2 separate regions of the Homo sapiens genome follow, and region 2 is linked to region 1. Evidence: chromatin loops called from intact Hi-C (ENCODE). Cell type or tissue: HCT116. All regions are shown on one strand.

Region 1 (8,000 bases):
CTATCCTTTACACTATTTCAGGGAAGGATTTGTATTGAATTCTGTGGTTTCAACTGTGCCAAGCAGCAATTGATAATCTTTCATCCGCAGCAGCTGTAACAATGATGGGAGCAGCAGGCATGATACCCCTGCACAGATGAGAAAACTCATCCTCAGTGTGAACTTATGTCACCCCAAAGATGCCCAGCAAATATACCATTTATTGTCTGAGGTGGAAATCACCCTCCATGAGAGAGAAGGCCAAAGCTCCCCTGTAATCGATGATGACTAAGCCCTGCAAAGCCGAGAATGGCAGGCTGGGGATTAGAACTCATGTCTTTGGCTCATGTCCACTCTCTGTGCAGCGCCCTGCCCTCACCCCCCTCCCCCGAGAACGAACACCACCCCTGGGCAACCCAGGTGTCCCCACTCTGACACAGTAAAAGCTGGACCGTCATCTGGTCCAGGTAGCCTCGTCCTGGGGGAGGCCTTTCTCCATTTGGACATTTTCCTGTGTATTTAGGGAGAGTGACAAACTGCAGACCAACTTATCAGGTTAATTATGCTTTTAAAAACATCGCAGACGAGGAGCAAAGTGATGGGGAGGCTAAATGAGGAACTCGGTGGTGGCTGAGTCTGGCATTCTTTGCCCTTCTTTGGGTCTGCAGGTGGGAGTTTCTGCCCTTTCCTGGGCCTCTCCTTTCTGGACAACCCGAGAGACAGATCACCTTAAAACACAGCCTTCATCCTGTACCTGCCCTAAGCCTTCAGTGGCTCCCCATCTTCTACCTTCTCACCTACAAACATCCTGTCCCACATACACTGGGTGATTCCCGCACGAGAGGAAGAACTGCTTCAGTGGTCCCGGCTGAGCCAGAAGGACCACTGCTCTTCCTCATCTCCCACCCTTCCTCACCTCCCTCCCATCCTCCCCATACTCCACCCCAATCCCTGCCCTGAGTCAATTGCTCACAGCCAAGTTCCAAACACTAACTGCACTCTGACCGGGAAGGGCAGAGAACTGCAGGGGAAATGATCCATGGATTAGCACAGCATTTGCTTCTCCAAGCTGTGGCCACCCTCTGGGCTCATTTTCTGCTTCTAAACAACTCTATACCACAGAATCTCAACTACCACCATGACGGGTCTTCAACATGCTGCCCTTGATTTAAAAGACAACCGCAACAACTGTAAAACTGTCTCCCTTATCCCTGTAAAATTTGCTCTTGCTGCTTTTGTGTATTCCAACCAACTGCGATGTGGACCGTCACCGATCAACAAGGGATAAAGGGAATCTAGATGCATCTAGATTCCAGGCACTGTGCTAGGTGCCAGGCAAACACATGTGAATGAAACACAGTCCTTCAACTTCTATGAGCTCAGCAGAATGTGTGAATGGGAGGCTCCGGTGACTACAGTAATAGGCTCTGTGCCAAGTGGCAAAGGAACCACATGGAGACTCGCGGCTGGGTTTGGGAGCAGAAGAGTGGGCAAACCGTAAAGGAGGGTGAATTTAAGATTTTAAAAAAGCCATAGTCCAAATTCTAAAATAGTAAAAGCTGAAAAATAGGCATATTCTATGACCCAGCAAATCTACTCCTGAGTATATATTCAACAGAAATATGGGCACCAAGAAGAACATGCAGGAATATTCATGACAACACTATTCATAAGATCCCAAATGAGAAACCGCCCAAATGTCCATCAACAGGGAAATGGATAAGTAGGTTGTGGAATATTCTTACAATGGAATGAATGATCTATAACTACACACAATGTGGGTGAACCTCAAATACGTAATTCGAGCAAAACACAGACACAGAAGATTATATTCTATATAATTCTATGTATATGAAATACAAAACCAGGCAAAACTAATCTATGGCATGGGACTCAGAAAAGTGGTCAGCATAGGGGAGGGAATTGTGGCGTGAAGAGGCCATGAGGAGCTTGGAGTGTGCTGTCATGCTCAGTTTCCTAATCTAGGTGCAGGTTACAATGGTGTATTTGGTTTGTAAAAATACATAATGCTGGGCCGGGTGTGGTGGCTCATGCCTGTAATCCCAGCACTTTGGGAGGCCGAGGCGGGTGGATCACGAGATCAGGAGATCCAGACCATCCTGGCTAACACGGTGAAACCCCATCTCTACTAAAAATACAAAAAATTGGCCGAGTGTGGTAGCCCATGCCTGTGGTCTCAGCTACTCGGGAGGCTGAGGCAGGAGAATCGCTTGAACCTGGAAGCCGGGGGTTGCAGTGAGCCGAGATGGCGCCACCGCACTCCAGCCTGGGTGACAGAGTGAGACTCCATCTAAAAAAAAAAAAAAACCATAATGCTGGACATTGCAAATATGTGCACCTTTGTGTGGATCTCAGACTTGAATAAAAAGAAAAAATTAAGTATGTCTATTGTCTTAGTCCATTCAGGTTGCTATAATAAAATATCATAAACTGGGTGGCTTATAAACACCACACATTTATTTCTCACTGTTCTGGAGGCTGGCAAGTCCAAGATCAAGGTGCCAGCAGATTGGGTGTCTGGTGAGAACCCACTTTGTGGTTCATAGATGGCCATCTTTCACTGTGTGCCCACATGGCAGAAGGGACAAGGGAGTACTCTCAGGCCTCTATTATAAGGGCACTAATCCCAATCATAAGGGCTTCACCCATATGACCTAATCACCTCCCAAAGATCCACCTCCATTACCATTACCTCGGGGGTGAGAATTTCAACATATGAGTTGTTGAGGGACACAAGCATTCAGACTGTAACAGCTGTTTAGGTAGCTACACAGCTAAATAAGTATTATTTTCCAAATCACATTTCAGCGATTTCTCTACCATTAGGCCATGGGCCAGCAATGGAACCTGGCTTATCCTTCTTGTGTTCTTCTTTTCCTGGCACAAATATGGTTGGTAATCTTGCCAAACAGTAATCTCCCTGGTATAGTTAATTTGGCCTGCTAGGTTATATCCAAACGATCACTGTATTCACCTATAAATGCTCTCAAACTGGTCCAAGGTCTAATCAAAGCTGGAAATTGATCAAATAATGACCCATTCATGCATTCTAGAATTCAGCCATTCCCTGTTGCGTTTTTAGAAACTGGCATAATTTTCTATTATTTACGCGATCTAGAGAACTATGTCATAGACCCCTGCATCATAGAACACCCAGATCTGTGGTCTCCATCTCATTCTTCCTGCTTTCTCAAAGATGATCTACACACAGTTCTATTTCCCAGACTATATAATATAATCCACTTTATGTAACATAGTGTAATTCACTTGGCCCTGGTCTCTCAGTTCTTTTGAAGAAATGAATGTTCTCACACTAATTCCTTGGTCTGTTTGTCGATCTTTACAGGCAGGGAGGGAGGATGCGAGGCAGCATTGGGTCGGCTCCACATTCTCCACATCTGCTTATTGTTTTCTTGCCTTGTTTGCAGCTTCCAGAGCTCCTCCCTGCTTCTGTAGCAATTTCAGTCTTCCCCATTCCTCTGTGCCTTTGTAAACAGCCTTTTGTTCACTAACAAGAGGAATCTGCTGCCACGTCAGCTCTAAACCAACCTCCCACCATTCTCTGGGTAAAGTCCTGCTTAGAAAGGGAATAGGAAGAAGAGGGGTGGAGGGGGTTGGAGATGATTGTGTCTAGTGGGAACAGGCAGGGGGATAGTGCACAGAGTTCACAATGGGACAACGAGCCTGCCGAGGCTGCACTGCCGGCCTGGCTGGGTGACCTTGAGCCTATCTGGGCCTGTGAGCTCACCATGCAAAGGAGCTGGACCACAGAATTCTGAGTCCTTTCTAGCTCTAAACACTGTGGCCCTAAGTATCTATATGTGAAACAAAATTGTCCTGACATTTGTCTCTGGGTACTGAACTATTAGGAGATTTTGATTTTTTCATCTCCATTTTGCAAACAGTCTGTACTAAGATTACACTACTGTGTTTCTGTTTTGTGTGTATTCAGAAGCACAAAAAGTCTGTGGTTCTAGAAAGGAAATAGAAAAGTTCTTAAAAAAAAAAAAGTGGGGAAGTGAAACAAATGTTAAAGTCAGAGGAGAAAGAAAGGCCCAACCGGAGGCCCCAAATCCACCCAGAGCCCAGAAGCCCGGGTTTCCCACCGACCGGCTGCGGTCTTTGTCAGCTCTCTGGCGCTATCTGCTGTCCTTCTCGATAACAACCGTTTAATTTGGTTTGCAAAATTGCTCTGACGCAAATCCACCGTGAACACTGACGGGGTCACATTCAGCATAAAAATCGCATTCTGTTTACAGGAAAATCTGGCCCCATACTTGCTCCCATATTCACTTTTGACTTTGCCTTGCAGTACTAACTGTAACAGGGACACCTGAGCAAGTCCCTTCTGTATAAGGCCCAAAATGGTCACCCAATACCAATGAGTCTCTTGCTTTGGAAAGCCCAGGAATGCACCTCCAGCCCCTTCTGCGCAGCGCTCGGACACCATGTAGAGGAGAAGGCACTCTGCAGAACTCGCCCTCAGCCCGCACCACCTGTCCAGGGGACTGGCTGCGTGTCAATGTGTCTCTGCTCCCGGGGTTCCCGCAGATCTTTAACTTATTGGCCTTTGGGCTAATTCAGTCCTTCAAGCATTCCTCGCCCAACATGCCAGGAAGTCTTCTCACGTGTCTTCCACCCCATACCTACCAGTTCTGTTTTCCCACTACCCGATGAAAGTGTAACCGCCCCCCGGCGCCCCCCCCCCCCACCACCACACACACACCCTGTTGGTCCCATCCTCAGGGCGTGGTGGTCCAGGTGAACGCTTGCCCTCTTTTTGAGCTGAACCTCCCCACAGAGGCTGTCAGCAAAGACTGCTTTGCTGTCCAAGGCCGGCCTTTAGGTACAGGACACTATGCATGTCCAGCGAGGCTTGTTGAAGCCACATCTGTCATAGATATTGATGGGAAAAGCATTTTCCTTCTAACACATCTCATTCCAATTCTAAAAGGCACCTCTGAAGCCTTGCTGAACTTCATCAAGATTTTCACGTGGTTTCCTTAGTAAAGTGTGATGAGAAGGTCCATCCTTCTCAGGATGAAGGAGTGGTCCAGGAAGCCCTGATTGGTCTGCCGGGGAGGGAAGGGCTGCCTTATTTGGAGACCTGCAGGAATGCCACCTCCCCCGGCAGCTCCTATATAGCTGGGCGGACCTGGCTGCCAAGAGGGTGTGCTGGGGGACTGTGCAGCTCGAGGCTCCAGAGGCACACTCCAGAGAGAGCCAAGGTACGTGGGGGGCCACTTCTGTGGTCAGGACTGCTGGTTTCTTATCAAGGCTCGATCCCAGATTGAAAATCATGCAATGATTTCTTTACTCCCACACCTGGGGATGGGTCCCAAGTTCAGGGTAGACTTGCGAGGATACCCAGTCATCACTGGGCTTGCCTTTCTCTAAGTTGGTGCTATAATAAAATGCTACTTTAGGGTTTGTGGGTTGGGATTTTGTTTTGCCTTTAAGCTTCTGCCTATGAAAACTAATCTCTTTCTCAAGAATGCTGTGCTTTTATTTTTTTTATTTGACTCACCTGAAATGATCTATTATGCCATTAATCTTATTTAAGATTTCTCCTTAAAAAAGGAATGATGTGGAGTATGGCCCTATTTAGGAGACTAATGAATATTTGCTTCATGCTTGGATCTCTTTGGAGAAAGTCAGTCTGAGTTCACTGTGCTCAGGAGGCAGAGAGAGTGGGGTGAGGGGGTCCAGATGCTCATAGCCACCCTGGGACAAAGACGAGGCGATGTCTACAAGCAAGGAAAGGTCAGTGAGGCCTCTTTGCAGGCTTCTAGAGATGACTGGATGTGCTTCTAGAGATCACTTCAGCTGTGTTTTGCCTTTTTTTTTTAATATAAGGAGCAATGTGGCATCAGAGTTGAACATTTTATCAGAGGAACATTAGCCACTTTTAGGGAAGCTGCAGCAGGGTGGTGGAGGGTGTGTGAGGGGCGAAACAAGCTCCCTGTCAGCCTCCTCCAGCTCTGGGGCCCCATGGCCTCACAGTAAGTCTTTGCCTAGGAGACAGCTTAGGCAAGCTCCGGTATGGGAACTCCTTCCATTTCCCTAATCCACACAGGCAAAGACCCAGGTGCTAGAATGCCCTGACAGTCGGCCTTGGGAAGTGGATTTCCTTGATGGCTATTGTAGATTCAGGAGCCGAATGTGACAGGCAACCTTAAGGTGTGGGGTGAGGGGCTTTTCCATGACATCAGTGGCAGCCCTTCGGATGTCCCAGGGCCACCTTGACCCGGGACCCTCCTGGTGTTCCCCCAGGCCCTCCTGTCTTCCCTTTCATCTCGTTTTCTCCGAAATTCCTCAAGGGCCCTGCCCTTTGCCCTTTGCCCAGCTCAGGGGGCATCATACCCAGTGAGTGAAAAGCACAGTGTGTGAGCACTGTCTTCTCCTGAAACCCAGATGGGCAGTGGGGCATGGCTAGTGGACACATGCAGTGCAGCATTAGACAGAGCCCAGTGCAGGTCTGCCACCTCCCCGCTGTGCAGCCTTGGGCAAATTACTTAACTTCTCTGAATCCCAGGACAACATTTATAACATGGGGATAATAATGTACCTACTCTATGTGAGAATTAAGTTAGGCAATGTCAGAGAAGAGCTTAACACGGTGGCAGGCATGAAGAAAGTATGCAATAAAAAGCCAGTAGGATAAGCAGATGGTCACACTGTCCCCCAGGGGTGAGATTGGAAAGGATGCCTGGAGCACACTTGACCCCTGGACATAGGGGAGGCAGGGGTCCCTTTGCTACGTTTCCATCTTTCCCTTCCTTCCTCCTCCTCTCTCTCTCATTACTGCAAAGCCCTTTAGGATCAGCAGCCAGTGAATTCCTCAGAATGGATGGCAGAATGCCCCCAAGACAGTGCCAGCTCAGAGCAATAAAGAACAAAGAGGGGAGATTGAAAGTACAATCTAAAGTCGGCACAGTGGCTCGTGCCTGTAATCTCAGCACTTTGGGAGGCTGAGGTGGGAGGATCACTTGAGCCTGGGCAACATAGTGAGACCCCGTTTCTACAACATGTATTTAAAAATTAGCTGGGTGTGGTAGTGTGTGCCTGTAGTCCCAGCTACTCCGGAGGCTGAGGCAAGAGGATTGCTTGAGCCCAGGAGTTCAGGGCTGCAATGAGCTATGATCATGCCACTGCACTCCAGCCTGGGCAACAGAGTGAGATCCTGTCTCTAAAATATGTGTGTGTGTGTGTGTGTGTGTGTGTGTGTGTGTGTATGTGTGTGTGTCTGTACATATACGTATATATATATGTGTGTATATATACATATATGTGTGTATATATGTATATATGTGTGTGTATATACGTGTATATATACATATATATGTGTATATATATACGTGTATACACACACACACACACACACACATATAGTCCATGCCCACCAGCATTTGATTCCAACTCTTCTATTGTATTTTCCTCCCAGGGATTTCTTGATTTGAAAGACTTGGGAGTATCAAAGAAAACCTACATGTATTAAGTCACCACTCCTTTATTTTCCCATGCGTATTCAAAGCCACTATAATTGCCCTTTGCCATTCTTACCTGTCTCGGAAACCGGGACCAGAGCCCTGAGTGAATGTAATCCTAGCAATAGCAAAGGAGCTCGGTGTTTGAGTTAACCCTGCACAACCCAAACATGGGGAAACAATTATGCTTTTGAGACCACATAAATAGCACAAGGATGCGATTCCTTCCTTAAAATCTCCTGCACTTGGGAGGGGGCAGGGGAGCCCAGGCAGGCCTGGTGGGGAGCTGACCCACCGCCGTTTCTCTGGCAGGTTCTGACGCGATGAGGAAGCACCTGAGCTGGTGGTGGCTGGCCACTGTCTGCATGCTGCTCTTCAGCCACCTCTCTGCGGTCCAGACGAGGGGCATCAAGCACAGAATCAAGTGGAACCGGAAGGCCCTGCCCAGCACTGCCCAGATCACTGAGGCCCAGGTGGCTGAGAACCGCCCGGGAGCCTTCATCAAGCAAGGCC
Region 2 (8,000 bases), 110 kb before region 1:
GACTCTGCACCGCTCACTCTAAAAGAATAGGGCTTGTGTAGTCTGGAGCCTTCTATCTTATCCTGGGTAACCTCCCTCTGACTTTCTCAACATCCTCAGCCCCTGAAGATACAGCAGCTAGGACAGAGTCAGTCTCGAGGCCTGGAGGCGAGAACCCAATGTCTTTGTTATCGGGCCCTCTCGTTCTTCCAGGTAAACATCCCTGAGCGAGGGAGGTCTGAGGACAGGGCGCTCCTTGGGCACCCCTTTAAAAAGCAACATACATTATGATTACTTCACCCTGCAAGGCCAAATTCCCCAGGGCCACCACCAGTGTTCATTGTTGCCCTGTTGCTCTTTCTGTCCACACCAGTGGTACGAGGAGACCCTATCTCAACTCTCACTCCCTGAGATAAATGTGAAATGGACAACTTATCTGTGTCTCCCTCCCTCGCTTGCTGCCCCTTCTGGGAACAGGACCCCACTGAGGACAATCGATTCACTTGGCTGGTTGGCAAATTGCAAGAACCCCTCTGCCTATGCCACTGATGCACAATGTCTAGGGCTGGCACAATGCAAACTCCTCCAAGAGCCAGTTCTGTCCCTCCAGGCACACAGATACTATCCATCACAGAGCTGGCGGCCTCAAGAATGGCCATGGGGAGCCACTGAATGTTTTGAGCAGGGGTGTGACATGAGCCAGTTGGGAGTAGTGGTTATGTGCAGGCATTTTGGTGTTGGGCTGCCTGGATTCAGATACCAGAACTGCCACCTATTAGCTGTGGAATCTAGGACAAGTGACCATGCCTCTCTGAGCCTCAGTTTCCCACCTGCAAAATGGGGATAACAACAGTACCTACCTCCTAGGGTTGTTGTGAGGACTGAGTGGGTAAGGCCCTTGCAATAGGGCCTGCCATTTCATGTTAGGTAAGAGTTAGCTTTTATGAATTCAATCTGAGCTCCAGCTCATGGAAAGTTACTTGACATCGCTATGTGAGTTAGGAAAACAGGCTCTAAAACCAAAGGCCCTTGCAGTGATGGAAATAAGCGGTACCCACGCCTGACATAGCCAAATGGAGGTGGGATGGAGGGGAAGAAAGACATTTGAGCCACTGAGAGGCGGAAGGGAAGGACCAGTGAGGTGTGTGAACTGGGTGGGGGTGGGGAGGGAAAGGTGACCCAAGGGAAAGAGAGGCCTTGAGTCTAGGTGAGCAGGAGGAGAGTGATGCTGGCTAGGAAAGCAGGGTCTTGGGGCAAGGCAGGAGAGAGGAGGTGAGGGGCTATCTTCGGACCTACAAGGCTCACGAAGGAAGAGGTGATCATCAGAAAGCTGTAAATATGGGGATGCGTTTGGAGCTCAAGCAATAAATGGAGGCTGAAGGTTGAGCTTTGAGGGGAGGTCATTCAGGCAGCAGTGCAAAGCTCCAAGATCCATGAGATTTCCAAAGGGAAGAGGACTGCAAGTGGAGAGAAGAGGGGAGGGGAGTAGAGGGAGGAAAAGAGGAGAAGAAACTGGACAGGAGGAGTGGGGAGAGGAAAGGAGGCCAAACAGCCTCCAGGGTGGTAATGAACACCACAGCTATGGTGTCATACCTGAGTTTGAGCCCCGCTCTGTCACTAACTAGCTGTGTGACCTTGGGTAGATTGCTGAATCTCTCTGAGCCTTAATTTCTTAATCTGTAAATTGGGCATAATGATAGAAACTCCCATACAGGGCAATGATGAGAATTAAATAAGATTGTGTGTGTAAAGCCCTGATTTCAATGCCTGGCACCAGGGCAGAGCCCAGGGAATGGCAGCTAGGGTCATTAGGATTCTTATGAAATCCAAGTTAAATGAACAGAAGAAGGAAGAGGGGTTAGAGAAAAGGCAACAGAGTGGAGCTGCTTTTAAAGAGCCAGGAGAGCATGGTGGAGTGGGAGGAAAGGCAGGGAGATGTTTAGGAAAGCAGGAGAGGCCAGCAGGTGCCTGGCACCAATCAGTACAGAGGCTAGAACTTAGTGCTTTGGGTTTGGCAACTAACATGTCTCTCGTAACTTTTGAAAAAGCAGTGTGATTTTCAAAAATAAAGAGTAAGTGGGGCCAGGCGTGGTGGCTCATGCCTGTAATCCCAGCACTTTGGGAGGCCGAGGTGGGTGGATTACTTGAGGTCAGGAGTTTAGGAGTTCGAGACCAGCCTGGCCAACAGGGTGAAACCCCGTCTCTTTAAAAATACAAAAATTAGCCGATCGTGGTGGCGGGTGCCTGTAGTCCCAGCTACTCGGAGGCCGAGGCAGGAAAATCACTTGAACCCGGGAGGCGGAGGTTGCAGTGAGCCAAGATCACGCCACTGTACTCCAGCCTGGGTGACAGAGCGAGACTCCGGCTAACAAAAATAAATAAATAAATAAATAAATAAATAAATAAATAAATAAATAAATAATAAGTGGGAAAGACCATTGGAAGGTACGTTAGGGTGTCTTCTGGGGAAGGGCTGGGAGTAGGCAAGTTTGAATGCCAGGCCAGAGAGTCTGGATTTTATATTTAGACAATTATGTAACTTTAGAGGTATTTGAGTGGGTGTCAGCCTGGTGCTAGTTTGGGATGATGTATCTGGGTGGGGCAGAGGGAGAGAAGGACCCACGCATCACACCTGCCCAGGTCAAAATTAGAATGTGATTGACAAGGACCTAAAATTCCCATGTTGAGATTTTAACCACTCGATTTCTCCAGGGATTCAGCGATTCAGGTTGACTGAAGTTTAACAGCAAAGCAAGCACTAGGCAGAACAGTATCATGCAAAGCCCCTAACTCTGGCATGGGGAGGGATGGGGGACAGATAAAGGAGAGAGGTTGGGAGGGAGATATTGCAGGATGGAGCCAGGCCCAGGCAAGGTGGAAGTTGCAGCTGCTCAGATTTTTTACGATTGCTCATACCGTTCACCCGCAGCTCCCAAATCCGGAAGACTCTTCAGGGACATATAAATAGTAACTGTTATTTGAGAACCCGCAGAGCCTCACCTGTTCTAGCAACTGCCGGAGGCTTATTTCACTTAGCATAATGTCCTCTAGCCACAGTGCAACCTGTAAATATATACAGCTATTATTTGTCAATTAAAAACCACCACCACCACCACCACTGGGGGGCACTTGCTGAGTGTTTTATCTCAGAAGGTGACCTCGCTCTCCCCAGGTCTTGTCATGATACCGTAACTAATCACACAACGACAATGAGAGCCAAAAAGGATGATATAGAGGACACACACATGACCAGTCCACTTCCTTAAAAGTACCTGGGGTCTTGTGATCCGGCCACCTGGACAGAGAACACAACAGTCAGGGGCTTGTTGAGAAACAATTGTGGTTTTGCTTAATTATGACCGAGGAACTGAAGCCAGTCTTCTATTTATGATTGGCAAGGTGGTCTCAATGCATCTGTCCTGCTTAAGAAAGTAACCCCCGCTTTCCAAATCTTTCCAACTTCTTCAAATTCAAAAGTCTGAGGGAGGCTCAGACTGCGTGGGGGTGGGGGTGTTGTTCAAGATGTGGCTTGTGGGATTAATTTTTGGCAGGAAGATCACAGTGTTGAATACAATGAAACTCTGTCCTGAGAACAGGCCTCTCAGGGAGCCGTTGCTGCTCTCGGACTGGCAGGGCCTGAGGAATTCATTACAGGGGATGAAAGATCTACTCAGAGCCAAGATTTATTCCTGCCTGGAGACCCTGGAGTCACTGCATTTCCAAAAAAAAAGGGCTCATTTCATTAGACTCCAAGAAAGTGGATTTTGGGCTTCTAAGAGAAGGAACTATCGTGTTCTTTTAAAATTTTTGTTTGGATCATTGCAGACTAACTAGATGTTTTCCATTTGAAACGACCCCCTTTGTATGTCTCTGCCACAGGACCACAGGGTAACAGATGTGATTTCCGTGAAATGCACCTACCATGGGTCCTGGAACACAGTAGGTGCTCATTAAATACTTTCTTCCATCTGCCCCAGGTGGTCCTAAAATTTTCTGAGTCAGATCCAAGTTCTGTGTAAATGCTTACATCAAAGTGGGGTCTGTGGTCTTGAATTCCTCCCTCCAAGTTAGAACCCAAAAAGTGCCCTGATTCTGTAGCAACTTTAAGAATCTCTGTGATTTATTTGAGTGAATCTTTTAACTGAAATAGTAATAAATTGTGACAGGCCTTCACCTGTTAGCAGAGAGTGACCCTGAAATGCCACCTAGCTTTCAGGAGAAACAGTTTCTAAAGTGAGGATTCAAAGCAAAAATACTTGTGGAAAAAAATGTAACGGATGAAATACATGTACATTCTCCTGTTTTTGATGGTGGTTAGGGGACACATTTTTCCTGCCCTACTTCTTCATTTGAAGTTACTTTCCAAAGTAACTTTCATAACTTAATTACATCTTCAGTGACCCTGTTTCCAAATAAGGTCACATTTGGAGGTACTACAGTTAGGACCTCATGGTTTCTTTGTGGAAGCCAAAATCAGTCCATGTAAATCAGCTTTAATAAATGAGATAGCTGCCTTATGCCACAACCCCACACTGAGCAATGTCATTTGGGTAAATATTTCATCCCAACCATTTGTAATGTAAGGGTTGCTGTTTGCCCAGCCAACAGAAGGGAGTATCTGACCTTAGTCCATCATTGTTACGGGGAGATGCTTGTTGCCATGTGGCCCACTCAAGGGCAGGCAGTTGAAACCAAGCATCCAGGTGCTTCCAGACCAGTCTCTACACCTCCTAGACTTTGCTCTCAGTTCTCTGTCCCATTATGGGAATGTGTGCCTAGAAAACGGGTTGTCCTGACTTTGAGTTTGTGATGCATCTTGTATGTCTGTTTGTCTCTCCCATGTTTAAGCATACCAGGTCACTAGTTCCCAATTGTACTAATTTCCTAAAGCTACTGTAACAAAGTACCACAAACTATTTTGTTGCTTAAAACAACATAGAGTTACTCCCTTACAGCTCTGGAGGCTAGAAGTCTGAAATCAAGGTGCCGGCAGGGTTGATCTTTCTCAGGACTCTGGGAGAATTTGCTCCACACTTCTGGTAACAACCAGCAATCCTTGGAGTTCCTTGGCTTACAGATACACCATTCCAATTTCGGCCTTGCAGGGGCCTAGGGAAAATGTCCCCTTTGCCCTCTGAAGGTTCACTGAAAATCAACTGACAGAAGGCAGATTCATTAGGAGAAAAGACAAACAAACTTATTTGGTCATAGTTTGTATCACCCAGGAGCCTTCAAAATGAAGACCCAAAGATATAGGGAAACTGGCCATTTTTATGCTTAGGTTCAACAAACTACGGGCAGCTATGTAGAAATATAAGGGGACAAAGAGGATAAGATCTAATGTTAATAGGCTGAGTGGGGAAACCCATGAAGGCTGTCTGTTAGATTCCTCTTGGCCTCTCTGTAGAGCGTTCCTTCTGTATTAGTCTGTTCTCACACTACTAATAAAGACATACCCAAGACTGTGTATTTTTGTAAAGGAAAGAGGTTTAATTGACTCAAAGTTCAGCAGGGCTGGGGAGGCCTCAGGAAACTTACAATCATTGTGGAAGAGGAAGCAAACATGTCCTTCTTCATGTGGCAGCAGCAAGGAGAAGTGCAGAGCGAAGGAGGGGAAAGCCCCTTCTAAAACGTTCAGATCTCATGAGAACTCACTCACTATCACAAGAACAGCATGGAGGTAACTGCCCCCATGATTAAATTACCTTCCACCAGGTCTCTCCATGATATATGGGGATTATGGGAACTACAATTCAAGATGAGATTTGGGTGGGGACACAGCCAAACCATAATACTTTCTTTCTGTGTGTGGGGCAGGACTATCTCTGGAACGGGGGCCTTATAAGCTCTTATCAGATGAGATAAGTCAAATAATTAATGTCTTTATGGCCAGTTTTTATACCAAATGGCAGAGAGGGAGAGGGAAAGTTAGACTATTTTTAGGTTTTATGGCTGGCTTGGGGGAAAGGGGGCTCTGGTTTCTATGGCCCACCTTGGGGAAGAGGCTGTTGCTGAGGCTTTCATTTTGGGGTGTCCAGTTCTCATTTCTACCAGCAATCTTACCACATGGCCATCTTCCCTCTGTGTCTGTGTCCAAATTGTTCTCTTTTTGGAAGAACACCAATCACATTGAACTAGGGGCCCACCCATCCTACTCCAGTGTGAACTCATTATAACTTAATTACATCTTCAATGACCCTATTTACAAATAACACTACATTTTGAGATACTAGATTTAGGACTTCAACACATCTTTTGTAATGGACACAATTCAATCTATAACACCAACCAGAGGTTTTCTTACTGTTTTCCTCTACATTTTGAAACATTTTGCTTACCAAGCAAAATACATTAGTGAATATTTGTTTTCCTGTTTTGTTTTTTTTTTAAATCAGTCACCCAAATGGGCTTTCTGTTCCAGAAGAAGATGGCACTGAGTCACTTTTCTCTGTTGTTACCCTCTAAATACAACTACATACCCCGCTAATTAGTCAATGGACCATGATACAAGGACTCTGAAAGCCGAGAGAAGGAAGGCAGACTGGCTGGGAGCTTCAAGACTTGAGAGGTCTGGTGAGTCCCCTAGGTTTCCTTTTTATCTCCCACGTACCTTCAGGCTGGGCACCCGATGGGCCTGCAACTTGGAACCACCAACAGGAATAGACAAAATAATCCAAGAGAAGCCTGCTTTGTCCAGCCAAACGAAAGGGAAAGCCCAGCAGAGCCTGAGTTGGGATCCTGAATCCTCCTTCCACAACCAGAGTCCCTGCAGCCCGTCTGATCCACCAGCTGGGCTGGCATCAGCCGAGCTCTGTGTCTCCCTGTTCTCTGTTGAGATTCCACAGTGTGCTTCCACCCCCAGAGAGCACCAGCAAAGGCTGAGTGTGAACCCCAGCAATACCAGGAGAACAAAGAGGAAAAACAAAACAAAACCAGAATAGAATTCAAAGGGCTCAGAAAACTAAACTGTCATTGATACAAATGCCCACAAAAGTCGACCAGATCCTATGAATCAAACCTAAACAAGGTGAAGCCTCATTGAAACAGAAGACTTAGGATCAAGAATCTCCAGCTGGGCATGGTGGCACATGCCTATAGTCCCGGGACTTTGTGAGGCCGAGGTGGGTGGATCACCTGAGGTCAGGAGTTCGAGACCAGCCTGGGCAACATGGTGAAACCCCGTCTCTACTAAAAATACAAAATTAGCCGAGCATGGTGGCACCTGCCTGTAGTCTCAGCTATCTGGGAGGTTGAGTCAGGAGAATTGCTTGAACCCGGGAGGCGGAGGTTGCAGTGAGCTGAGATTATGCCATTGCACTCAAGCCTGGGCAACAAGAGCAAAAAACCCTGTCTCAAAACATAAAAAAATTTAAAACAACAAAAAACAAAAAAGAGTCTCCTGACAGAAGAATCAAAATGTCCAGGATGCAGTAAAAAACTGCACCATATCCAGAACTCAGAATGTTTTTCCTACTCTCTACTCTCACACACTCCTCAACACAATGCTTCTGACACTAGATGTGTGAGGGTTTCTCCTCACACACAAAGCAAGCAATTCTCCACTGGACACCAGCTGGATGTCCCCTAATTTAATTCAATTCTGACACTTTCTACTTGGAGATAGCATCAGATCCCACAGGTTGGTAACTCTACCAGGTTCGTTGCCCGATGCACTGAGACACAGGGTTGCAGCAGAGAAAGAGGTTTAATCATAAGGCAGCCAAATGAGGGGGAGGAAACCTCAAATCCACCGCCCAGAGGAGTTTGGGGCCAGAGGTTTTTAGGGGTTTGGAGTGGGCTGAGGTCTGGGGAATCACTGATTGGTCGAAGGGTGCAGGGTAAAGCCAGGAGACAGGGAGATGAAGAAACTGTATTCTCAAGCTGATCTGGTTCCCTGTTGTGGGGGGTCTTCAAACTGGTGGGTGTCAGCCGTTGCTGCTGGAATTCAGGATCTGAAAAACATCTTAAGCAATTCATAAAAGCCTTATGATTCTAACATCAGAAGTTCCGTCTATAGGAAC

What was found. Peaks named below come from ENCODE experiments on the same cell type or tissue, not always from the same donor. Only the 100,000 strongest peaks of a DNase experiment are listed, where the experiment ranks them.
Region 2: it touches region 1 in a loop (10-fold over the local background); 109 of 110 quality-filtered maps call a loop at or near these places.

Annotation. Positions count from the first base shown.
Region 1 is chr20:4,716,742-4,724,741 of GRCh38, forward strand. It overlaps PRND (prion like protein doppel), which reads left to right and starts at 5,168. Exons shown (of 2, transcript NM_012409.4): 1 at 5,168-5,228; 2 at 7,800-8,000. The coding sequence starts at 7,811. RefSeq lists an enhancer at 3,871-4,090. In HCT116, a CTCF peak has its summit at 4,141; a DNase peak (open chromatin) is centred at 4,150.
Region 2 is chr20:4,610,902-4,618,901 of GRCh38, forward strand. No RefSeq gene overlaps it. Among named protein-coding and RNA genes, the nearest start is that of PRNP, 72 kb to the right of the region's middle. In HCT116, a CTCF peak has its summit at 3,095 (motif pointing right); a DNase peak (open chromatin) is centred at 3,120; H3K4me3 peaks cover 605 bases.